Linked DNA regions of Mus musculus: regions 1, 3, 4 and 5 are each linked to region 2. A link is a loop called in an ENCODE intact Hi-C map of the cell type or tissue named here. Cell type or tissue: heart. All regions are shown on one strand. Region 1 holds the start of Cldnd1 (claudin domain containing 1). Region 2 has its middle 110 kb from the start of 4930461C15Rik. Region 3 holds the start of Gm33611 (a long non-coding RNA gene). Region 4 overlaps Dcbld2 (discoidin, CUB and LCCL domain containing 2). Region 5 holds the start of Dcbld2 (discoidin, CUB and LCCL domain containing 2).

Region 1 (5,000 bases), 430 kb before region 2:
TCGGAGTGCTGGGATTAAAGGCTTGTGCCACTGCCGCCTGGCTAACATAGCTAACTGTAAGAGGGCAATCAACTCACAGTTTGACTTGATTCTGCAACTCACATTCTGACTTGATTTTGAATACCACAAACTGTCAAATATTTCAACTGTTCAAGCGAATTCCTCGTGACATGTGGCATGAATAAAAAACAATTTAATTGGCAAATAAGTATGAGGATTCAAGTGTTGATCACAATATGAGGTGCCGTGGTATCATCGGGGACAATGGGATTGCACGGAAGTTGAGGCAAGACAATGATAGGAATAAAACAGATGCAGAAGACTTTCTTAGGGGAAGGAAGCACAGACAAGCTTGCACGTCACTGGGCCATCATTATTAGGACGTAAAGGACGTACCTGTCCTTTCCGGTGGCGCATACCAGTGAGTGTTTTTGGGTATGGTGATGCACCGTCTCCACAGCCCCAAGCTGCCGTTGTATCGGAACAGAACATCGTTGTAAGTCTTCTCATCCGCCTCGTCACCGAGGAAATCTTCCCAGGCGATTTTATTCGAGTCACTTGAATTCTCTTGAATGGGACTTCGATACTCATACCAGAAGTCCGTGCCTATGGAGGCCGCCATGTAGATGGTGGAAATCAGACTAAGCACACAAGCAATCACAAACGCAGTAGCAAAACGGTTATCCATTCTGGCATTCAGACTGCTCTGTTTTAAGTTAAAGAAAGAAAAGTCAGACCTCAAGAGCAAATCAGAATATGCTAAAAAGAAAAAAAAAGCCCCTTTACCCTACTCCCCATCCCTTCTTTCCATAACGCAATGCATTTATCGATGTAAAAAATTTACAAACAAAAGGGCAACAAATGTTAAGTTTAAAACAAAAGGCATTCTCATGAAAAGTACTTATTGAATGCTCACATACCCAAGATGCTACGGAGACAGAAGTCTTGTTCTCTAGTCTATCACCTGCATACTAAAACAGACAACACTGAAAAGGACATACACATTACAGGTACAAACAACAGACATGCCCATGGTCAGCAGTGCAGCGTGCACACCTTAAATGCAGAGTGGATTTTTACACAAGCTATAAACATGCTATGTGTTTTCAGGCTTGTGTGAGAAAAAAGACAGCAGAATAGGAAACGAAGACCCCCCAGCTTTTTTAGTGGGGAGGCTTACAATTATAAATAAGGGCAGAAGTGAGGTGTAAGTTGGAAATCAGAGTTGAAGGTGTTAACCCGAGGGGAAAGTTTAAATGTATGTCATAGCAAAGAGAGCAAAAACACCATGTTAGTTATCAATCTCCTTCAATTCAATTAAAGCTAAGCCAAGCCTCTTGACACAACCGGATTCTTCACTCCTTACTCTCCCCGCCCCCCATTCCATTACACACTTCTCAACCTCCCAAACTGTAATACTGCTCCGTATATCCTAAAATATAGCACAGATCCATAAAAACTAAATAATCCCTACTCGCAAACAGAAAAGTGACTTAGGCAAAATCTGAACACTCCCTAGGCGTGGACAGGGCTCCACGGCGGTAGTAAATGGCCGCGGTAAAATGACTCAAGGCAAGATCACGCTGAGTCAAACCCTGCCAAATGTATGCACACCGTGACAGCACCAAACCCCTCGTCTCAAGCACCCGTGAAAACAGGCTTACAAACTGGGGAGCGGAGTTTGGAAAATGGGGAGTGACTGGGGAAAAGACCGGGGCGACTACAGTCATCAATAGCCCAGCAAGTGCGATTTGTATTCTGATTCTCAAAATTCTCGTCCATCCTGGTGCTCTCGGATGACCTTAAAGGCCGGGTTCTGGAAGCTGCGCCTAGCGCAGTCACCCTGGGCCGCACAGCAGGGCCTGGCATGGGCGGGCGGAGACCGGCAGGGCTGGGCGAGCGCCCTGGGTACCCGAACCCAGCCAGCCCCGGCCCCTTGGCCCGGAGCCCCGCCCCTCCCCGCCCCGCCTGCCGCTCCAGCCCCCGGGCCTGGCCGCGCCAGCAAGGAGCCCTTTCCCCAGGTCGCGAGCCGAGCCGGCCCGCGACCCCGCGAACTCACCGCCCATCCTCTCACTCCACCGGCTTCGCCCTCCAGCTCCGACCACAGCACCCTACTCTCCCCGCGCCTCCTCTGACGTACTTCCCTGCAGAGCCCGCCCCCTCCATAACTCCCGCGCCTCCGCCTCCACCTCCACCCCAGGCCGGGCCAAAGCGGCCCTGGGCCGAGGGGCCTTGTGGGACTTGTAGGAATACTGGAGGAGAAGGGGCTAGAGCCAGAGGAGAGCATGCCTGACGACGCGCGAGGAATTGTGGGGAATGTAGTTCTCTCCGAAGAAAGAACTCTGAAGATCAGTGAGGAAAGCTGAAGTCTTAACTGCGGGATTGTTACACCTCAAAAAAGGAGGGACCAAGCTCCAGAAAGTGATGGGGGAGGATCTTTGGTCAACCATAGTCAAAGGCTTTGATTTAGCCGAGATCTAACGTCGAGTCTTCTGTTTTCCCTACGATAACACCCTACCTCTAAAAATCAGTACTACGGAGTTGATGAACTTTAATGGAACTCTACTCTTCAAATATCAACCCCCCTCCCATTTCCTACATCGTCCCTCCCATTTGAACAACGTGTTCTTCTGTTTTGTTTAAATGTAACTAAGGATCTAACTAAACTAGCATTATAACCTGATATAATTACGTTATTCTTGTTTGAAGAAATCTGTTATTTGCTCTCTACTGTAATCAAGTTCCCTGTTTGTTTCAGTTGTAAAAAACAAAACAAAAAAACAAAACAAAAAAAAAAACCCAACTTGTAAATCCGAAGGATACTAGATTTCAAAAATGTTACTTTAAAGTGTGAATGTAATATGAAATGGAATTTAGAGATCATTTTCAACAGAAAAAGTTGTGGGTAGCCTCGGAGACAGATGGCTGTGTGACATGGAAGCAATGGAATGATTCTAAGCCCTCAAATACTTCACAGGAATTTCTAAACAGGTAGAGAAGATTTTTTTTTTTTTTTTTAAGTTAGAAATCGTTTGCCTTTAGCTTGTGGTTCCGGTTCACCATCACAGGCTGTGTCTGGAAAAGGACTTCTGGCAGAGCCCAGTATCCACAAGGCATGACTAGATTTTCACGGATAGCATCAAATGAAAACGTAATTTGCCTCAGGTGTCATCTTGAAAGCTCGATGAGTGTGTAGAGTCGAATAGTGAATCCACAGTAAGACTTGTGAATGCACTTATGCAGCAGATGTCTTCATCCACCGGCCTTCATGAGACGTCTACTTCCTGAAGTAACTTGTGCAACCAATTCTGGTAAAGAGACATTTTTTAAGAAGAAAAGAAACAGCCTAAGTTTGTAGACAGAGAAACTGAAGCCCATGAAGATGAACTAACTTGGCAAACATCAACACTGAGGTTAGTAAACCAATCTTAAGACACTGGACAATTTACTTCATAATCTTTAAGATAAGATTGCCTTTGGTTTTCAATATATGGACTTTTGAAAATAGAATCTATAGATAAGAAAATGTAAAAAATGTCAGGCAGAGGACCTGAGGATTGTTAAGGAATCATTAAAGCATTATTTACAATTGAATGTCCAGTGTTTGAATAAGATCAGTAGAAGTAGCTTTTTACAACTCCCGATTGTCCCAGATGAAGAGGAGAAGCCTGTCATAAATAGTGGTAAGTGTTCTTGCACACCTCAGCTGGCTTCCGGACCTGTCTGCTAACTACCCAGCTGCTAGACTTGCCAGGAGGGCATTTCAATGTGTTTGTTTAGTCGTGTGCTCTGGAAGTTCTAAGTCCTGGGCTCACAGTACACTTAGTCGTCATGACACAGGAGGTACGAGGTTCTGGAGTCACTCTACAAAGGACAATGATGCCTTCACCTTCCAACAGCACAGAACACCCAGAAAACGCTCAGAACCCTGTTCACTCACAAGCTTAGGGTCAACATGGAAGTGTGTCCTTGGGGTTTTGGCCACCCTGAAAGCCACAGAACAGAAGACCTCAACTTCCTTCTCAAACACAGTCCCACAGACCACACATTCACATTTCTGAGTTATCTCTGTATCTTTGGTGTTTTCCAATTTTTATTTATGCTATGTTCTGTGGGTAGCAATCATCTGTAATCAATTTTTAGAGTTAAATGTTTACTCCTACTTTTTGCTGGGCTGCTAGTCTCATATGTATTATTAATGAACCAAGTAACTTAGCAACTATCACAGATTATGGGATATAGGCTTCAAACAGTGTTGAACTAGGCTTCTGGCTAAATTTTCTAAAGCTGATGTTTCTAGTGTTCAGAAGGAAAGTGTTGTAGTTATGGTGCACTATAAATGAGCCCAGTAACAGAAAAATCTATATGGTTAGATAATGCTCTTTCCACAATAATTACCTTCCCTCTCAGGTTCCCTAATATTCTTAAATACAATTCTTATTTAAAATGTTCACTGTTAACTTGTGTTAATCAAAATATAGCAACCTTGCATATTCATCTTAAATATTTGTTCTATTTTTCTTATAAACTTTGGTGATCAGAAAGGAAAATAGAAATAGTTTCTGAGTTCTAGCCAAAGGCTAAAATTGTGATCAAAATTGCTTTGTATCTGTCTACTATAGAACAATGGCTAACCTTGATTCAGAAAAAAAAAAGCAAATAAAAAATTGCATCTTAAAAAAATTTACAAATTGCATCTTAAAATAACTGTGGGGCATTCACCAGAAAAGACTGCTCAGACATGGGTTTAAACCAATAAAAAGACTTTATTAGCAGGCTGCTGACTACCCTGGGTGTTCAGGATACCAGTGTATATCTGAGCCTTTCTCAGGGTAAGCTTTTCAGCACAAAAACCATATTCTAGATTGGCATACTTCAGTTAACAAAAATAAGTAGCCAGAAGAAGAACTACATAAGCTAAGAAGAAAGCAAGGTAGAGACTTTCCCAGAACTATAGACTTTGATGGGCTACGTGTTTGTTTCCAGGTGATACTGTGTAC
Region 2 (5,000 bases):
TATCTTCTGAGTATTTTCTACCCTTGGTTGATTAAATCTCGTATGTGTACAGCCTTTCTGTTTGGGTGCATATCAGTATTGTGTAACAGTGTCTTTGGGTATAGTTTGAATCTGTAAAGTAATAATAGGTACCAATTATTACAGTTTGTTATTTTAGTGAACAAAGGATAGCTGAGCCATGAATCATGCAGATTGGATCTAAGCTTCCTGTTAGCATTTCACAGTAGCCATTAAAAGCTACGTAGATACGTTTTTATCCTTTAATGACCCAGTAGAAAGATCCCTGGGTGATATGCAGAAATAAATCAGATTATTTTGCTTTGTATAATATGTATTTTAATCACAAAGTCTTTCTGGGATATAAAATAAGTGAGAAGGAGTTTTAACAAGCTAAGAATATAGAATTTTAATGGACAACCAAGGAGAAAAACAGAAAATGAAGAAAACAGAAGCATCACACAAAGACAAAAGAAACACTCTTATAAAAAGCCTTGCAGAGAAAAGAGTGAAGCAATGGATGGGATTCCCTGCTTGGGATATGAGACTGTGCAAGCATTTCAAGCATGTCAGATTGAGGAACTGGCAGGACCATATCCTACGAATTCACTTCCTAGAAACGTGCGGCAGCCTGTGAAAGAAAATATGACCGGCTTCAATGACGTTTGCAAGAAGTGTGTGCAATTGTGTTATAAGTCAATCGATGACCAAAACAGAAGAGCATCTTATTGTGACTGAGACTACACCAAGACACTTTCAGCTGAACCACTGGATCATTACAATGAGTGGAAATAGTCGGAGATAAGTATGTTTGCTGTAAGATGTCTAAACTGTAGATGCAAAGTCATTTATTTAATAAGCAGACATGAATATAAACAATATGATCACTGAGCCTGAAAAATAATGGTGGACTTGCTTGATAGGAACAGCCAAGGGTATCTTTCCTGTTTAAGAAAGACAATTATGTAAATTGCAAATTCTAAACCAATAAGATTTTCCAAGTAAGTCTTACATAATGATATCACTGATAGAAACAACAAGTAGTCTTTATGAAACAACACCACTATATAGAAAAGGGTCATGGTTCAGGACCACAGGACCTCTGCCTTTGGTAGGACCCCATTAACTTCACACTTCATTCCTTGTACTAAGAGGTGGGGGTTCGTACCCTCCTGTGACTACTCTCTCGGGGATTCGGTGTACACCTGTTCATGGGAGGGGGCAGGGGGAGGGGGCGAGATTTGCTATGCTGTGCCTAGATCATAGCCAATTAAAAGGAACAGAATAGGGGTGAGGGAGTGAGATGAGGGAGGAGAGAGCATAGGGCATGGTATGGATGGACTTTGGTATCTGAGAGAGTTTCTAGAACCAGTCTCTCCTGGGTACCAAAGAGCAAACGTACAGTGGGTTCTTAGTAAGTGGGTCAAAGCACTTGCTAAGAGTTTCCAACTCAACAGCCTGACCTGCCTTCCATTTATTTCTGCTTTTATACCTCATTAAAAAAAATCAATGTCGAGCAGGGCAGTGGTGGCACATGCCTTTAATCCCAGCACTTGGGAGGCAGAGGCAGGCGTATTTCTGAGTTCAAGGCCAGCCTGGTCTACAGAGTGAGTTATAGGACAGCCAGGACTACACAGAGAAATCCTGTTCTCAGAAACAAACAAACAAACAAAAAAAAAAACCAGAAAAAAATAATGCCAAGTTTGTTTATACACTCATTGAAAGATGTCAAGGAAGATGAGTTTTAGAATTACCCAGTAAGATGATTTTCTTTTAAGGGTTCACAGACTTTATTGGTTCAACAATGAACAGCAAAGGAAATGTTAACTATTTCTCCAGGGGCACCATGTAGACACGAAAGCCACCCTTGGACAGCTAAGATGATTTCTTAACCTCTGAGCCACCTCTCCAGCCCCTGAGCATGCCTAGTATCTTAAGAACTTGCCCAAGTGGCTGTATGGAATCGCTCTCTCACTCTCTCTCTCTCCACTCTGCTTTTCCTCCATCTCTGTCTCCTGAAGATGCCCGTATAAGGTACCATTTCACCGTCTCTGTCACGTGAGTGCGCCATCTCATCATTCTGCTGAAGAGGCTTCTCTCTTGTGACAACTGACCTCTCCTTGCTGTGACAGCAAGACAGTTTACATGGCAAGGCTTTTCCTTAGGCCCAGGGTTTCTTAAGAAAATGGGTCCTCTCATCTAGTCACTTGCTCTACTGCAAGATTCAGTTTCCCTTGGTAAAGCCAGGGCCTTAACCTTCGGCAGTGTTGAGAACACTGGGGAAAGAGCTATACGTCTATTGTAAAACAGCCAGCCACTTTACAAGTCACAGCACCCCAAGGACAAATTAGTTGAGGTTCTATGGGTTAAGAGTGGCTAACGGTGACCACAGGGAGAGCCAATTAGCAACCACGGATTCCAGAATAAGCTTTGGGTTTGCGATTTGAGACACAAATGGAGGCTGTAAGGAAAGTCCTTTCCTCTGTGCATGGATGGACCTGTTCTACCATTCAGCCCCAACTGCTCTCTCTCACTCCTTCTCGGTGACACTCCCTCACCCCTATTCTGTTCCTTCTAATTGGCTATGATCTAGGCACAGCATAGCAAACTCCCACTACAAATGAAGAAAAGCAAGAAGCCTTCTCCTCTTACACTGCTCAGGAGGAAGAACTGGGCACGATTTCATTTTTTTCCCCAGGACACTACTTCCCTCTGCTGGTGGAAGCCTGTAACTTCTCCCATTGATTTGACGGCTGAGTTAGGATGTAGAGCAATAGGTGCACAAAAATCCGTACAGCTTTCCTAATGTTATGCCCCTTTAATACAACTCCTTGTATTGTGGTGAGCCCCAACCATGAATGTATTTTTGTTGCTGCTTTATAACTGTAATTGAGTGGTAATGTAAATGTCTAATATGTGAGCCTGTGAGGCTTTCGACCCACACAGGTTGAGAAACTCTATGGAAATCAAGTGTCACCTTCTTTTAATATTTTCTTAGATGCCTAAAAGGATGTATTTGTGTCTGTGGAGAGTCCGCAGCCACTTCACTACACAAAGCATAGTCTCCAAGCTTGACTGTGTCTGTGTGTGTGTCCCAAAAGCCAAACCACCAAAATTAAAATTTACAAGCAAGTTTAAAAGTATTTGTCTTTACAGATGTCCTTTCTGCCCCCCGAGAATTGAAAGTACAGTTGTGTTCCACCGAGGCTGGAATGAGTAAATGGATAAAATTTATCCATTAAATTTATTTGCATTCATCCCAGCACTTGAGAGGCAGAGGCAGGTGGATTTCTGAGTTCGAAGCCAGCCTGGTCTACAAAGTGAGTTCCAGGACAGCCAGGGCTATACAGAGAAACCCTGTCTCGAAAAAACAAAACAAAACAAAAAAATTATTTGCATTCAATTTAGTCAGCATTATAAGAGCCTTGTGATGTAAATCTCTGAGTTCTGTCCTCCAAGAAAGACTGCCTCAGTTCTAGAGAAACTGGGCCCCTTTCCCTGCCCTACCTGTCCAGAGATGACATTATTAGGCTCACAGTGGATATAGTCGGTCCTGTCACATGTATGGATCTCAGCGATAGTGTGGTTTTTGCATCTATAGTCAATAAATAGAGAAAAGACAAGAAAGGTAAACAGAAGCGAAAAGAGCAAATTAAATCCTGGATTAGACTCTTTCCTACTGTCAGACAGGGGTGACAGAGTTGAGATAATTCCACCATCGCTACTTCAGAGCAAATATGCTAAGCATTCATATCATATATGCAAATATTTAAATTTGTTCTTTGGACATTAATACTCCCCCCCTCCCCCCACCAAACTTAGCTCCCAAATTATTTTTGAAAGCCTGAGTGGTTTCTTCATTTTCTGCTTTTGATGTACATGTGTACTGAGTTAAATATTTGCCTTCTCCTAAAGAGTACTTTGGAAAGTGTTAAGGAAGAATGACTTGTGAGGGATACAGCTGAGCACTTTGATTATCACTGAGTGGACATAGACATATGTAACCAGTTTCGAAGAGAATTTGAAGAACAGACATGTTAAGGTTAGGAATCCTGAAATAAGTATGCAGATACAGGCAAAACTGACTTCCACTAGAGGAGGGAAACACATTGTCTCTCTACTGAACAGGCCAGGATTTATGCGTCAGGAGACTATAGTTGGTTTTTTTGACAGTTACACTTATATATTTAATGTACAGAATTGTAAAATAGCTACAGGTCAGCCACCGAATAGACTCAAACCACCCTTAGCATGTCATATAAGGTACAGGTTTCCAGGGAAAGCACAAATATTTTTCTTTAAGGGAATACTTTTCTGCTCGAGGTTCATTCTTCTATCCCTTTTCTTAAAAACTGGCCATGTTCCACAATGGAACACTCGTGATTTCTCTCTCACACGATCCAGTGAGTTTAGGTAGAATTTGCATGAGAGTCATCATATCTCTCAAATGAAGTGCTTATCCAGATGAAGCAAATATTCTTTGCTTATACATATCCTTCGGATGGATACGTAGTCTATTCATTTAGGAAATACTTCCCATTTGCTGACTTCTCTGTCAGGCTGAAGAAAATGGGAATAGACAGTCTGCCGACGAAGCACTCAAATATAGCAGATGCTGATTTAACCCCATAAACTCAGGAGAACAAGAAATACAGACGACCTGAATCTGAGGCTCAGATCCCTGCTTTGCAGACTAGATAGTCTCCGTCCTTGACTGGTTTCTGTGGTCCCACGGAAATGATTCGTGAAACCGATTTGTTGTCTTTGGTCCTGAAAGAAGAAGCTGTGTGAGATTTTAAATGTACTGCCTTCCATCTTCATCCATAAACGTCATCTCTGCTTTTGGTTGTCATTGACTAGGCTACTTTGCAATGCTGTAGTTCACGGAACCCTGACTGACATGCACACAGCCCCTGCAAACAACTAAACCAAGATTCCTCTTCAGGGCTGAGCAGTAAATTCCATTAGACCACAAAGACTTTCTCCTTGACCACACTGCAGCT
Region 3 (5,000 bases), 1.1 Mb before region 2:
CTTTCTCCCAGTCCTGGGATTTGAACTCAGGACCTTCAGAAGAGCAGTCAGTGCTCTTAACCGCTGAGCCATCTCTCCAGCCCATGGAGGTATTTTCTCAATTGTGGTTCCTTTCTCCCAGATGATCCCAGCTTATGTCAAGAAGGCAGACAGCTAGGCTGCATACAGCGTGGATGTAAATGTCACGGAATGGATATCCAGTGACATTAACTTTCTCCAACTGAGGTATTAAAAGATGAGCAGTATAGAGACAATTAGAGTTTGAGAGGATCTGCAGATAGATTTGTTGACGTAACATCTTGTATGTGTTGTTACTCACTTATCATAAGAATGTATTTAATTTAGACTGTGTATCCTTTTACCCCATGCCTTAAAGCTTGTGTTTTCTGTACGCTGTTGCTGTTCCTCTTGCTCTTTTTCTTCTCCTCACCCGCATTCTCTACGTCTTCCCTCCCTTGGGCTTTCTGAAGAACTAGAGAACAAGGGGGAGGAGGAGGAGGAGGAGGAGGAGGAGGAGGAGGAGGAGGAGGAGGAGGAGGAGGGAGAGGAGGGAGAGGAGGGAGAGGAGGAGGGGGGAGGAAACGGAGAAGTTGGAGTCAGAAGAGTCCATACTAAGTGATGGTACTTACTAAGTCCGTACTAAGTTCACAAGTTTATCCCAAGCAATTTGTGGATGCGCTCATACTGAGTTTGTCACTGTACTGCCTCTTCAAAATCAATGATGAGAACTCATCTGAACTCTTTATTACATCTCCCCCCCCCCCCACCCCTAACCTCTGCCCCTGCCCCCGCCCCGCCCCGCCCCCACTCTGCCCCCACCCACACCAACTACTCGTCATATTTAAAAGTGATGCGAAAAAGAGTTTATGATTTTTTTTTTTGGGTGATGAATTTTAAGTCCGAAATGGTCTGTACTAAAAATAAAAACAAGTCAGCAGCTTAACGTGGAAACGGTTGGTTCATAAGAGGTCTTACAGTTCTCAGGCAATTAGAGCGAAGCATCTGTCTCTTGGTGCTGAGGCAGCTTGTTGACCTTATCCCTTCGCTGTTTCCCCTTGCAATCCCAGTAAGCATCTTAAGGAAAAAAAAAAAAAAGGAAGAAGCACATCTGTCAACAGGAGGATTCAGTGACCCCAGGAAACAGTAACTCACGGTTTCTGGGGAGGCTTGTAGAAGCGGAGGCTGTCCCTTGCATACGTTGCTTCCTGTTCATTTTTCTTCCATTCCGATGATGTTTGCTTGCCTCTCTGGCAAGAATCCACGTGTGAACTTGGGTAGCACAGCGGTGTCATCTGATCCTTCTTGGGTCTGTAGCTATCATTTCCACAAAGGAAAATAACAGGAGACCCAACCTTTTTTTAGAGTTGAATCCAATACAATCTCAACAGCGATAGCGGCAGCAACAATGATAATATTTCCAACGCTCCAGAAACTTCCAAGTGTGCTTGTAAGATGTCATGTAAGCTAAATATATTGATCTGGCAAGTATACTCATAGGATGCTGATCCAGAAGGAATTTTGGAGGTCATTCAGTCCATACCAACCCCTCACCTCCTCTCTTTTCATTCAGTCATCCCTGTGGTATTATTGGAGGATTGGTTCCAGGAGCCCAAGGAGGAAGAAATCCAAGGATTCTCAAGTCTCATATGAGATAATGCATCTGCACACAATCTAATGATACACCAAGATAAAACATTTATTAGATTTATTTATTTGTTCTTCACATGTCCAATCTCTCTCTCTCTCTCTCTCTCTCTCTCTCTCTCTCTCTCTCTCTCTCTCTCTCTCTCGTGTGTGTGTGTGTGTGTGTGTGTGTGTGTGTGTGTGTGTGTAGGTTTGGCAACAGGTGCCCTTACCTATGGAATCATCTCACCAGCTCCTCCTGTATACTTTGAATCCTATCTATATTACTAGGAGTTCTAGTAAAATGTAGACTATGTGAGTCGTTGCCACACTGTCGTATTTTGAAGATCATGGAAACAGTCTGTCTTATGTTCCACACAGGCACAATGTTAGGGAATCAATTTGGAACAGTAGCTGTTTGAAACTACAGATGTTCGACCTGGGATTAGGGAGAACCGAATGTACAATGAGCAGCCAACTCATCTGTTTGTTCTTTAAATGTATGTTGGGAATTAAATTCAATTGGAAACCTAATGACATGGCAGACATGTAATTTTCTATGACATGGGCTTTCCCTCGCCCCTTAAAATATTTGCTCTCAACCAACAGTTCTATTTCCTAGCATTGTGCAGTTCTTACGGAGTGTAGTTCTTTCACCCCTCTCTCACATTGCTAGAATCAGCATGGGAAGTGTGGGAACACTTCCTGTCTGTTAGTGAGAGCACTGTTCATGATGGTGTAATCGCGCAGTATTGCCACCAGATGGAAGCATAGCACACACTTTCCCACTCACACCATGGTTTTTCTTAAGCTATCTCTTAAAAGAAACCCCTTATCAGTGAGTACATATCATGTGAGTTCTTTTGTGATTGGGTTACCTCACTCAGGATGATGCCCTCCAGGTCCATCCATTTGCCTAGGAATTTCATAAGTTCATTCTTTTTAACTGATAAGTGGATATTAGCCCAGCAACTTACAATACCCAAGATACAAGATACAATTTGCAAAACACATGAAATTCAAGAAGAACGAAGACCAAAGTGTGAACACTTTGCCCCTTCTTAGAATTGGGAACAAAACACCCATGGAAGGAGTTACAGAGACAAAGATTGGAGCTGAGACGAAAGGATGGACCATCTAGAGACTGCCATATCCGGGGATCCATCCCATAATCAGCCGCCAAACGCTGACACCATTGCACACACTAGCAAGATGTTGCTGAAAGAACCCTGATATAGCTGTCTCTTGCGAGGCTATGCCGAGGCCTAGCAAACACATAAGTGGAGGCTTACAGTCAGCTATTGGATGGATCACATGGCCCCCAATGGAGGAGCTAGAGAAAGTACCCAAGGAGCTAAAGGGATCTTCAACCCTATAGGTGGAACAACATTATGAACTAACCAGTACCCCAGAGCTCTTGACTCTAGCTGCATATGTATCAAAAGATGACCTAGTTGGCCATCAGTGGAAAGAGAGGCCCATTGGTCTTGCAAACTTTATATGCCTCAGTACAGGGGAATGCCAGGGCCAAGAAGTGGGAGTGTTGGGGGGGAGGGTTTGGGGGACTTATGGGGTAGCATTGAAAATGTAAATGAAGAAAATATCTAATTAATTAAAAAAAGAAAAAAGAAAAAATCTAATAAAAATATGAGATTAAAATAAATAAATAAATAAATAAATAATAAAAAACAAACAAACAAAAAAGAAATCCCTTAAAGTGAAGGAAAATTAACGCACTTAACGCAGGGGAGAGGGAAAGAGAAGATTAATAAAAAGCAGTCAAACTGTTTAAGCAACAATAAAAAACTAAATTCTGCTACTAAGGTAGATGCATCTTTCCTTCCTCGAATGATGATTAAAGATATTTATTTCTCATATTGAACAGTGAGCATAGTTTTAAGGTTCTACCTCCTATTATACTAAGAAAACAATTTTATTTCTAAGTACCAAGAAATATCGACGAACGCATTGGAAGCCCGAGCTTTCTGTCAAAACGAGGAGCTGACATGAATACCATTTGACACGGAGATCCACAGGAACTGGGAGGCAGGGCTCTTGGGGTTGAATGAGGAAGGTTCTGGGTGATTCTAAGGCTTCTTCATACGCTCTAAGAGCTCACAGATGATTTTGATTTTGGGGTGGGCCAACTGAAATCCCTGGTGTGGGCTTGGGTGGTAGCTGACGGCTCTCCCTTATCCACACCAGCAGAGCGAGCTCTCCAGCTCTGTCCCAGCTAGTCCACCAAATGCTGCCACGGACAAGAGGCAGAATCAGTTTTCCTCCTCTCATGCCCTCAGGGCCAGCTCACTCGGCTCCCTCTGCCAGAGCCAGCTCTACCTTGCTGCCCAGGCAAGGGTTTCCTCACTCTGCTCTACTGTGTGCTGTAGCTGATGAGAGGTGGGGCCTGTTCTGCATAGCCCTTGGACACCTCCTGGGGCTGCTTGGTGTGGATCCAGCGGTGGCCCTTAGCAGCAGCACAGGCTGGGACCTCACCATGTCCTCAGGTGGCAGGGCTGTTCCACACAACAGGCTGTTCCTCTCCACCCTCAAATCACCAGTTCTGTCTCTCTTCATAATGCTCAAACTGTTCCGTTTCTCTTTCTCTCCCATTGGTCTTCCACATGCTTGCACATTGTAGTGGCTCCCGCTGCAAGTAGGCTACACAACAGGTAGGCCTCTGGAGGACTTTCCCCTTCCTCTGCTACCTGGCATATAGTAGCAAGTGGGAGTTTAGGTGTCTACAGCTCATCAATGTGGCAGGGCAGAGGCTGGTCTCTGGCTGCCATCCTCCTCCTGTATGGTGGCAGGCAGTCCTCTGTGTCTTTCCTACTTTTCATTCATTTACTCTTCTATTTTACTTTATAAATGCATTTTTTTTCTCTCATACATTACATCCCGACTGCAGTTTCTCCTCTCTACACTCTTCCCAGTCCTCCCAGGACACCTCCCCTCTCCCCCAACTCCATTCCCCTTCTGTTTCCCTTAAAAAGAAGTGCAGGCCTTCCAGGGATATCAACTGAACATGGTACAACAAGTTACAACAAGACTAGGCACAAACCTTCATCAGGACTGGACAAGGCGACCCAGTGGGAGGAAAAGATTTTAAAAGGAGGCAAAAGAGTCAGAGACACACCCCGTTCCCACGGTTAGGAGTACCACAAGAAGACTAAGTTACACAACCATAACATATATGGACTTAGGTCAGACCCACGCAGACTCCGTGGACCTCTATGAACCTTGCTTAGCTGATTCTGTGGCCTGTGTTCTCTTGGTGGCCTCCACCGCTCTGGCTCCTGTAGGTCCCTGCTCTCTCCCTGTTGTGGGGTTCCTCTGGCTCCACCTAGTGTTTGGCTGTGGGTCTCTAAATCTGCTCCCAC
Region 4 (5,000 bases), 150 kb before region 2:
GGACTTCCTAAGTCATGCCCAAGTAGGACAGCTATTTCTTCCTGGTCCATCTGCCTGTAACTAGATTACACATGCTGGAAGATACATTAAGATCTTTTAGTTTCTATAATGTTCTCTCTATACTTCCAACAGTCCCCCTTTCTGTAAGCTTCCATACTTTCCCTAGCTCCTGCTCTAACATAGATTAAAGGCCAATGCTGACAGTTTTGTTATCAGTGAACAGGAACTGACTGAAACAACATTTCAGGACATAACTGTTGGCAAAGGCTGGGGATGTAGGCCAGACTGCTTGCTTATGTGCACAAAGTCATAAGTTCTCTTCCCATCTCCTCATAGAACTGGGTGTGGTGCAGCACATCTGTAATGAAGTCAGTTTCAGAATCACAAGTTCAAGGTCTTCCTCAAGTACACAGTGCACACTGGGCTGGCTATACGTGACCCTAACGAAATGCTCTAGTCCATCTGCCAACATTCACTGAGAATCTGATGCACAGGGAAGGTTGTTAGACATCCTTAGGAAACATTTTTGAAAAAGTACACACATTCTCTCTCATTCTCCCCTGAATACAAACATGGTGTAGTATTAGAAAGCAATAAATTATGGAAGTTTAGGAGATTGGTTATACTTTCTGGCTCAGGCTCTGTAGGTATGCAGAGACCTAGAAGACATGTCAAAACAAATACAAGTTACCCGAGAAGCGAAGAGATGGACAGATTGAAGTGTGAAGATATGTGCTATTTCATTAAGTTCAGAGCCTTCCTCTTCTGTCAGTAACTGAGTGAGAGAAGCTGGACCTCAGCCATGAACAACAGAAGAACTGGGAAAGGGCACGGCAGGACGCAGTAGTTCTCAAGACACTGGGCAACGGGCAGCAAAGGGTCAGAACTACAGAGTAGGGGCCCAAACAAGACACACTCTGCTTATCAGTACTGACTGGTGAATTTCCAGGTCACAGGGCAAGGCTTTCCCACACTCTAGAGAACTTGCTAGCCATGAGGTCAGCAGAAACCTAGAATTTCTGGGGTAGAGCTTAGCAGAGTAAGGACAGGAAAGGGACAGAATGAGTGTCAGCAGGAATGGATGAACTACAGCAAGGCCACTGGGCTCTGTATGAAACTTCCCCTAAGTCCTCAGCCAGAAGCAACTTAGAGTCAGAAAAAGAACCCTGTGATAAGTAGAACAAGCTTATGACAACACAGGCTTCAAAACGCTCTCCATCATCAGCTCATGAGTAAATTTCATAATACTTGGGACACTGTCTCAATGGTGACTGTCAAGTTAGCAATACGTATAAAGAAATGTTTTCCTGGTAGCTTAACTGCATCCCAGAATAAAGCTTTACACACACACACACACACACACACACACAGAGGATTAATAATGCTAATAAAAACACCCAGAAGCAATCAATAGCATAATGGCTAGCACTGAGGTGTGTGTTTGGTAAAATTACCAGATGAACACACTCCGTGCTCATATGCCTATGAAAAAATATATGGAAGAAAATTTAAAACCCAAGGTAAATATGAAGGAGAGAAAAAAAAATACAGTATTGGAATTAAAAATCCATTAGATGAAATTAAAAGGTTGGACACTGCAGGAGAATAAAACAATGGAAAGACAAACTAAAACAAAACAAAGAACCCCACAAAAACTAAACCAAACCAAAACAACAAACTCCTCCAAGGATACTTCATGGGGAGAAGAAAAAAAATGTAATGAAAGAACAAGAAGGGGCAACAGGGTCACTGTGCGGTCGCCATGAGATAGATTATGAAATAAGAAGCGGGCTGGGAAAGTCTGGGAAGTACTGCGCTTCTCACTGAAAGAAGCCGTCAGTCCCCACTCCACACAGCACCACCCATCTTCCCTGGGGACAGAGGTGCCTTCATTTTGAGATTCTCTCAAGGGTAGAGCAGGAAGCTGGGGATGGGACAACACCCCAGTGACATACTTCCAATATTCTCCCATGTTGTCCCTGCTTGTCCAGTTCCAGTGTCTCCACAGGATTTCACTAAAACAAAAATGCTGAAGTGTCTTGGAAACTATGGGAATTCTGCAGTGGGAAGACCAGATTTGTCCTGGCACAGAAACGGCTGAGGTGATCTTACAATGGCCTTTCTATCTTTAGTGTACTTCACCTTTTATTCCACCTCCCTTTCCTCTTGCTTAGTCAAAATCTGAGAACAAAGTCAAGGTTCCATTATTTGGTAGGCTTTATAAAAACCAAGGAACTGAAGGTAACTATTTAGAAGTTCTTACTTTAGCAGCCAAAATACTTGGATAATTATCCAATAACAATTATAACCAGTTCTAATTATACAATCACAAAGACCTAGAATCACCGACAATTTTCTAAGCCTGCTTAGAAACACTAGGAAGACAGTAGCAAGCAGTACCGAAAACAACCAGGAGAGAGTAGAGTGAGACAACATGGCATTTAACATTACAGGATCGCCTTACCTTGTCCTGGTCCACACCAGGTTCTCTGTACACAGTCCATCTCTGCCCATCGTCACTGTACAGGACTCTGTAGGCAGACACATAGTAACTGTGTTCTATCATGGTAGACCCAGTGGTTACGATACCTGCAGGATAGAGTTCTTCTCATGAGTGCGCAGCCTCAGGCTCCCAAAGTCAGCTAGACACACCTGATACGCCCTGCAAGCATTTCTATGGCTTGTTTCTATCTTTGTGGACAATTACATTGTATTAGCAGCTAAAGCCCTGGCTTTGCTCCCTTGGAGAGATGGAAGAACTGCGGGCACATGCAAGGAAAGGGCTATTGTACTTTTGCAGCCTGCATTCACACCATTAGAAGCTACATTCCAATTACTAGGAATGATTGCCTGGGTATGGACATTAAGCATGATGACTGGTAGGCAAAAGTCAGTCTTTTAACAAACGTATCTAAACCAAAATTATCTCAAGTCACTGCTAAGTTTACCTAAGTTAAGTTGATACTCAGTACATGTGGAATACAAGGTACTTAATAGCATTTAAAATACATTCTCCTTAACTATACATTTCTAAATAACTAAGATTTTTCAAGACTCAAAGATCACTTTACTGAAACTCTACCCTAAAAAGATCACATTAAACTAGAACAATTAAAAATTAAATACTAATTCTTCTTTTGGCCAAATTGAAAAAAAGTACCCAAGCAACATTAATACCCGCAAAGAAAACTGAAGCTATATAATTTTCAGTGACCTAATTTCCGAAAATTTCAGCTGCCATGGGTTTCCAAATAAACTCAGTGCTGCAGTGCAGTGCAGTGCAGTGCTGCAGAAAGCCGTGTCTCTTAACCTGTTATCTTCTTCTCCTTGTTAAGGTCTATCTGCAGCCACTGATGCTCATCAGTGGCAAAAGCAGCCCAGGGAGGCCCGGGTTTTCTCAGCCTGGCCTTCTCCGCTGTCCAGCTGTTCTCCTGCCCCATGTGGTCAGTCCACTCCAGTGCAGACGATGCTGTTATCTGGGGATCGGCAATCACACCAGACTCCATCCCCAGAGTCCCATAGCAACCTGAAGGAGAGAGGAAAATCAACTTGGTTCCCTAGAGTTAACTTTGAAATCTCTAAAACAGTGTTTGCTACAAACTTCTGATTTGCAAACAACTAAGTAACTGCTTCTTGGGACCCTGCCTTTGTGTCCCACCAGAAACCTACAAACATGCAGTCCGTCTCTTGTTGTCTGTAGGGTCCACTTCCAGGACATCCCATACTCCCTGGTGGACACTAAGACCTGCAAGTGCTTCAATCTTTGATATAAACTGGAACAGCACTGGCACATAGCATGCTCTCTGTTAACACCAGGTCATCTCTGGGATACTTACAATGCCAAAGGAAATATATATGTGATATATACACACAGTTGTAACACCATATTTTTGGGGGGAAACAACATTGAAAAAAAGGCTACACAGCACAGAAACAGGATTTCCTCTGAATCTTTCCAATCTGTAGGTATGAAAGCCATGGATTTGAAGGTCGTCAACTAGACATATTTACAAGCATTAGCTGTTAGTCTATGGAGATACACTATCCTGTCTCTGGGGACCCAGAGGTTGGAGGGCAACCTCCCCTTGGCCTTCTGTAGGGTTTGCTTTATCCTCTGTAAAGCCATCCCTGTCTGACTTCAAGCATCAGACCAGTGCAATGAACTCTTTCTTCAGATAAGTTCAAATCAAATTCGTAAAGGGATCCAGTACTTGCTTATAATTCCCCAGTGAATAGTGAACTTCCAATTTAGCCTGTTCTTTACATAATTAGGGCTCTATTTTACTCATGGCGTTCTCAAAAGCATATGAGAAAGAACAAGCAATTTGGCAGTCACTAGGTGCCTGGTTGCACTCCATACAGCATTAGTTATTATGCAAAGATGATGGCTTAAGTCCTTGGAAGGCTTACCACTTGTCTTAAATGTAAACAGACTTGCAGATAAGTATCCCCTGAAAGAGAGAAAAGAAGAAATAAGCCTTAAAGGTTACAAGGACATTTGCACAATTGTGTGTGAACTTTTCATGAAATAGGCCTATAAAACTTTTTTTTTCTCTTTTCCTGCTGTGAAAGAACATGAAGACGTGTGTTTTCAGAGAACGAGGTGAGACTCAAGTCTCCTGGTAAACACACCAGAGCTGGCTACTGCATTTCCCTTGGAGAAAATGAGCCTGTCTGTGAGTGAGCTGAGAAGGAGGAAGGGTCAGACAAGAGAAGAACTCCCTTGCCTGGGGACCCAAGAACACTTAAGACTCCAGGAGACCTGGAGGGTGTTCAGTTACGCCCTGCCCTTAACATGATGTTCAAACAGTCAGAAGAGAGATGCAAAGTATTTTTTAATTTTGTTTGAGGCAGTATCTCTCACAGCCTTCCCTGACATTGAAATCACTAATTAGCTTAACTCGACTGTGAACTCCCCCCATCCTCTTGCTTCTATGGCCTAGGCATGGGGATTGCAAGCACGCACCGCCACACCCATCTTGGATTCCACCAGAAACCTA
Region 5 (5,000 bases), 110 kb before region 2:
TGTGTCTACCTGGGTAGGCTCCGTGGGGAGCAAGACTGATTCAGCCAGCCTATTTTCTTCAGTTTATTTTTCATTATAACTACATGCTAGTAGCAGACATTTGGAAAGGTTCTATCACTCAGAGACAACTGATAAGGTTATATTATTCCTTCCAAACTTCTTCCCAAGGCTTCTTAAGAGAGTACAAAGTCCACCTTGGAACACATGGGCATTCTCATATTAAAATCGCTAGAGGTGTTTAAGAGATTCACATCCTGAGTGAGGGAATGTCAGCTGACCCTGAAGGAATGTGTTATCTTAGTTAAGACTAACTTCAAAGAAATTTCACTGCAAGCAGTACTAGGGCCCTCAGAGGGAGAGATTTTTTAAAAATCAGGGAATTCTCATCTCATACAATTTCTGAATTTTCAGATACTCACCAAACTAGTCCTTAATTTACTAACTTAGTAACTCGTGTTTAATAATTGATAAATACATTATGCTTTCCCTTTGTAAAACTGTGTGTTTCTGGTTCATTTACTTAGTCTATGAAAGAGACATGCATTCACATATGAGCAAGACAGAAAATTGATACAAAGGTATTAAACAAACAAAACTACCCGATTTTGAAGAAATAAAAATCATGTCTTTTTATGCTCTCTAAAATTATTTCTATTTATTTTGGAATCTTTTGGCAATGGGAGAAGAAATATATTGTTACAATGCTGACTAAAATGATTCAAAAATCATTTAAAATAAGATAATGTTGCATGTTACATCAGTCTGGGAATGACTACTCCAAAAGATAATGGTGTCCTATATAGCTGACTCTGTTACTCGAAGATTTGTTTTAAACATGACGTGAAATTCTAGATGTAAGCCATCTAGAAATGTTCAAACACAGTGGACTGCTTAAATGGTCATATTCCTTTCTACATTAAAATATGCTGTATTCCCTGTGCATCGGTTTCCCTCTGCTGGGAACGGGATAACTAACTCACCAAGCTGTGTGTTAAATGCACTGATTTACACAAACCACTTAGTCCCGGGCCTCCCACACACACTAAGCTTCTGTAGCCATATAAGTCTGTCTCCCCACCACGAGAAAGAAAAACACACACATAGATGCCAAAACTTCAGAGGCTTCCACACTCTAAAACAGTAAGCGCTGACTGAAATCTGCCTATTAGACCTCTAAACCTTAGGTTGCTCAGTTTAAATGTGACTATTAAAGAGGACAGTTTACGTTTTTCTCTTAGCGATTACCTCTCACACGTCCATCAAGGCTGCACCTTCCCAAGAGACAATCCCATGACCTTGAAGATATTCCTTACTGACAAAAAGTGCACACAGTGGGAAGCTGAACTGAGAAATGGAAAACGTATTTCAAGAAACTCTCCCTAGCAATTAGTAACAAGAAAAGCCATGGAAGAAATAAAGCCAAACAGAATGTGGTACGCTGCCCAAAGCAGCAACACTAAAAAGTTCAGTCCTGTATTCTCTTTCTATTGTTGATGATTTATCAACCAACAGTTGTTCCCGCTTCTGGAATGGGATTGTAGAAGGAAAAGAAGCTTTGTCACTTTCTGAGAAAGTTTGCGCTTTTGGTAGTGGACCGCTACTCTGGGCCACTTCTGTGTTTGATCAAGACAATCTACAAACCACGGTCCTCAGTAATGGGCAGGTGCTCTGAAGAACGAATTGCAAACGTAAGCAAGGCTCTAGAGAGCACTGCAATTTGCTTCATTCGCGTTAGAACCTGGGCGCTATCCCTAAGAACAGCAATCCCTGCCTGTCTTTAATAAGCTCAAGATGCTTTTTAATTTGCTCCCGACTCCGTCCATCAGTCCAGAAGGAGACAGCAAGGAGGCCTCCACGGCAGGGTCTCATACGTCCCTCTTTCACAGAAATGAATGGCTTTGCGGAAAAGTAAAGCGACACAAACTTGAGACACCGGGCGGCACCACCACCCCGCCCCGGTCCCCGCCACATCAGCCTCGCCAGTGTGGTGTCTCTGCATCTCTGGGTTCGTCGGCAGGTTCCTCCAACAGCCAAGAGCCTCAGGAGGCCGACCGGTGCGGGCCACCACTCACCTTGCTGGCCTCCAGCGTCCTGGAGCAGTAGGAGCAGCAGAAGGAGCAGTCGAGGCCTGGAGGAGGAGTTGCGGCCAGGAGGGAGGGGACAGCAGCCGGCGCTGGGCAGCGCGGCCCGGCCGGTGGCGGCGGGCGCGGCCGGGCCTCCGGGACCCTGGGGGCTGCGCGCGGCTCTCAGCGGCGCCCGGCTCGCCATCGCGGCGGCCGGCAATCCGCCCGCATAGTGCGCGCGCCGCGGAGCCCCGCGCGCCCGGGGCCCGCAGCACCCGGTGAGGACCGGGCGGCAGCGCAGCGCGCCTCGTCCCCTCCGCCCTGCTCCCCGCGCCCGCTTCACCGAGCTTCCCGCCCCGAGACCCCAGGCCGGAGCGCGGCGGATCGGAGGATAGCACCGGGGCCCGAGCTGGAACGCGCTCCCGCCGCGCTCGTAGACCGACCGTCTCTCGGGCGGGCCGGCCCCGCTCTCTCGCCCTCCCTCCCTCCCGCGCGCGCTGGCCACGCCTCCTCCTCATGCTGAGACCAATGAGCGGCCAGATCTGGTCCAGCTCCTTCCGTGCCGTCCAATCATCACGCCGTCTGCTCTGTCGACCTGTTAGCTCCTCTCCTAAAGCTCCACCGCCCCTCATCCGCGTCTGCCAATCGCCCTGGACCTCTGGGAGCGTCCCACCCGCCTCCCTCGATCCGGGTTCGCCCCCAAGCCGGGGCCGGGAGCGGTCCCCGCCCCGCTGAAGAGCCTGTAGTTTTTGGGACCACTGCCCAGAGAGAACCCGCCGAGACTCTCTGGTCAGTGACTTCCGGGACTTCCCCATCCCGCGCTCTCCAGCTTCCCAGAGCCTGCTTGCTCCTGGCTCCTCCCCCGTCGAACATCAGGCCACTGGAAGGGGTGGGATGGCTGGATGCTGGAAGATTTCAGCTGGGAGCTGTATTTAAGGGACTGTTTTTAAATAGCAGAGTATGTTTTTCTTAATTAAAACTGCAGTCAATTGCAGCAACATCTGCGGGTACAATTACAAATGTAGTGTTCAGTTTTTGCAAAGATAGCTTCTAGGACTTTGGAGAGGAAGTATAAAATAAGACCCGTGTTGCTGAGACTATTTAAGTCCACTATCTGTAAAATTGTGCTCAGAGAAGTCCCAGGAATTAGAGCCACTTTATAGATAATTTGCAGGTTTTGGAATGGGGAAGAAATGTCAGTACATCATGCACGTCAGAATGAAACAAGTACAAATTCAAATAATAGGCAATTTGATGGAGTTTTTGAGCAGGCAGTATGGCAGAAGAAAGAGCAGTCTTTAAAGAAGAATCCACAGAACTAGACAGTAGATTTATAAAGAGAAACCATCAGGGATATTTTTAATTAGGGACTCCCTAAAAAAAAAAAAAAAAGTATTGTACCTTTAACAAACAGGGACTTAGTAAGATAGAACAGTTTGCATAGCAAAGGAAGTAACTATAGAGCATCTGTATTACCTTTCAGTTTATGGTGGTTGATTTTTCACAGTATTGCTGCTGTGCCCTGTCCTGCTGATGACTGCCTTTAACAAGCCATAATTTCTGGCAGCTGGGTCTTCTCAACGCTAAGCAACGGATGCTGTACAGCAAACTGATACTGGCATAGGATGTCTACTACCTTGAGTGTATTAAATGTTCCCTTGACTTAACGTGTTCTCAAGTGATGGTGGGTTTATCAAATGTGACTCTTATCATAAGCTGAGAAGCACCTATACTGGGATGCAAAGCCAGAGAGATAGGCCATTGGTTAAGAGCCCTTGCTGACAATCCTTACGATCTGAGTTTGATCCTCAGAATTTACATGGTTGCTAGGAGAGAACTGGCTTCTGCAAGTCGTCCATGGTCCTCCAGATGTGCACTGTGGAACATCTCCCCTCCCACCCCCATACTAAATGAATGAATAAATAAATAAATAAATAAATAATAAAATACATGCCTTTTAAACAAAATAAATCGATATGGATATACAGCTAATAAATGAGGCTATAGAAAAGCAGGTTGTACAAATGTCAGTGTGAGAAGTATGTAGGAATTGGCTCTGGAACTCATGAATACATGTGAGAGTCCTAAACATGTAAAGCACTCACACCCGTGTTTCAGAAGAAAACCCAAATGCTGGAAAGGACTCTAGAAGCCATTTTTTTTCAAGTTTCTTGCATATTTCTCACACAATAAGCCCACCCCCCACCCCCACTCCCCAGTCATTGTATCTGCTAAACATCTATCGTGTAGCAAAGAAAGCACTACCAATATACGCCCTGGTCATACAAAGTTCAGTTAGAGAAGCTTACATTCTAGTGGAGAAGACAAACATTTTAAACAAATCCATCGTCACCAGTGCCAATTTGGAGGTGAGAACTAACAGAGCTAACTCTATGACCTACCCCAGCAAACAGCCAGTCCTAAGCCAAGGCTTCAAGTGATAGTCCCTGAGATGAAGCACCTCACATGTCGGATCACTCCTTCTGTATGACCACCTAGTGATAACCGTAGGCCACAAGGTGGACACAGCAAAGGGTTAGAAGCTGCTGGCTAGGATTCCTTCAGCTACATGGAACTGCACAAGAAGCAGAGTGAACTAGCTCAGGTATGGGAACCTTTCTAGAAAAGAAAGTGCTGGAGTTGTGGCTGTCCCCCCTCAGGGGAGTACAGCCTGAAAAGACTCCGAATTTCTTATAAGTAATTCCCCTATCACAAGAGAGAGGGGTGCTGTCATTTTCTCTCTGTTTTGGTATGCTAAGAGCTGTTAAAGTAGAGAATAAAGTGGTGAAGTGTTTCAGAGGACAGAACAGGGAAAAGAAGAGAGGGGGAAACCAGCGTCTGAAAAATGATGCTAGCCATCTGTCTTCGTACTCTTTTGCCTTTCAGCTTCCTGAGTTTCTTTTCTGGAGGTTTGGCTGGAGAGCAGCCCGGAGAACA

What was found. Hi-C counts contacts between places; a loop is a spot of excess contacts. Peaks named below come from ENCODE experiments on the same cell type or tissue, not always from the same donor. Only the 100,000 strongest peaks of a DNase experiment are listed, where the experiment ranks them.
Region 1: a loop joins it to region 2, with 2.9 times the contacts of the local background. A loop is called at or near these places in 3 of 42 quality-filtered maps.
Region 3: a loop joins it to region 2, with 4 times the contacts of the local background. A loop is called at or near these places in 5 of 42 quality-filtered maps.
Region 4: it touches region 2 in a loop (10-fold over the local background); 23 of 42 quality-filtered maps call a loop at or near these places.
Region 5: a loop joins it to region 2, with 2.8 times the contacts of the local background. A loop is called at or near these places in 6 of 42 quality-filtered maps.

Annotation. Positions count from the first base shown.
Region 1 is chr16:58,725,144-58,730,143 of GRCm38, reverse strand. Cldnd1 (claudin domain containing 1) reads right to left here and starts at 2,234. Exons shown (of 6, transcript NM_171826.3): 1 at 2,060-2,234; 2 at 921-971; 3 at 397-706. The coding sequence starts at 688. In heart, no CTCF peak of the experiment used is centred here; a DNase peak (open chromatin) is centred at 2,193; H3K4me3 peaks cover 1,971 bases; H3K27ac peaks cover 1,324 bases.
Region 2 is chr16:58,297,359-58,302,358 of GRCm38, reverse strand. No RefSeq gene overlaps it. Among named protein-coding and RNA genes, the nearest start is that of 4930461C15Rik, 110 kb to the left of the region's middle. In heart, a CTCF peak has its summit at 2,712 (motif pointing left); no DNase peak of the experiment used is centred here.
Region 3 is chr16:59,401,247-59,406,246 of GRCm38, reverse strand. It overlaps Gm33611 (a long non-coding RNA gene), which reads right to left and starts at 1,221. Exons shown (of 3, transcript XR_384916.2): 1 at 1,153-1,221; 2 at 976-1,074; 3 at 86-472. In heart, a CTCF peak has its summit at 2,355 (motif pointing right); no DNase peak of the experiment used is centred here.
Region 4 is chr16:58,449,250-58,454,249 of GRCm38, reverse strand. Dcbld2 (discoidin, CUB and LCCL domain containing 2) reads right to left here. Exons shown (of 16, transcript NM_028523.3): 7 at 4,411-4,451; 8 at 3,311-3,526; 9 at 2,465-2,589. Among named protein-coding and RNA genes, the nearest start is that of Gm33475, 24 kb to the left of the region's middle. In heart, CTCF peaks have their summits at 2,216, 2,458 and 3,450; DNase peaks (open chromatin) are centred at 929 and 3,429; H3K27ac peaks cover 2,031 bases.
Region 5 is chr16:58,406,024-58,411,023 of GRCm38, reverse strand. It overlaps Dcbld2 (discoidin, CUB and LCCL domain containing 2), which reads right to left and starts at 2,489. Exons shown (of 16, transcript NM_028523.3): 1 at 2,073-2,489. The coding sequence starts at 2,268. It overlaps 4930461C15Rik (a long non-coding RNA gene), which reads left to right and starts at 2,493. Exons shown (of 4, transcript XR_384912.2): 1 at 2,493-2,852; 2 at 4,950-5,000. In heart, no CTCF peak of the experiment used is centred here; a DNase peak (open chromatin) is centred at 2,673; H3K4me3 peaks cover 3,298 bases; H3K27ac peaks cover 2,705 bases.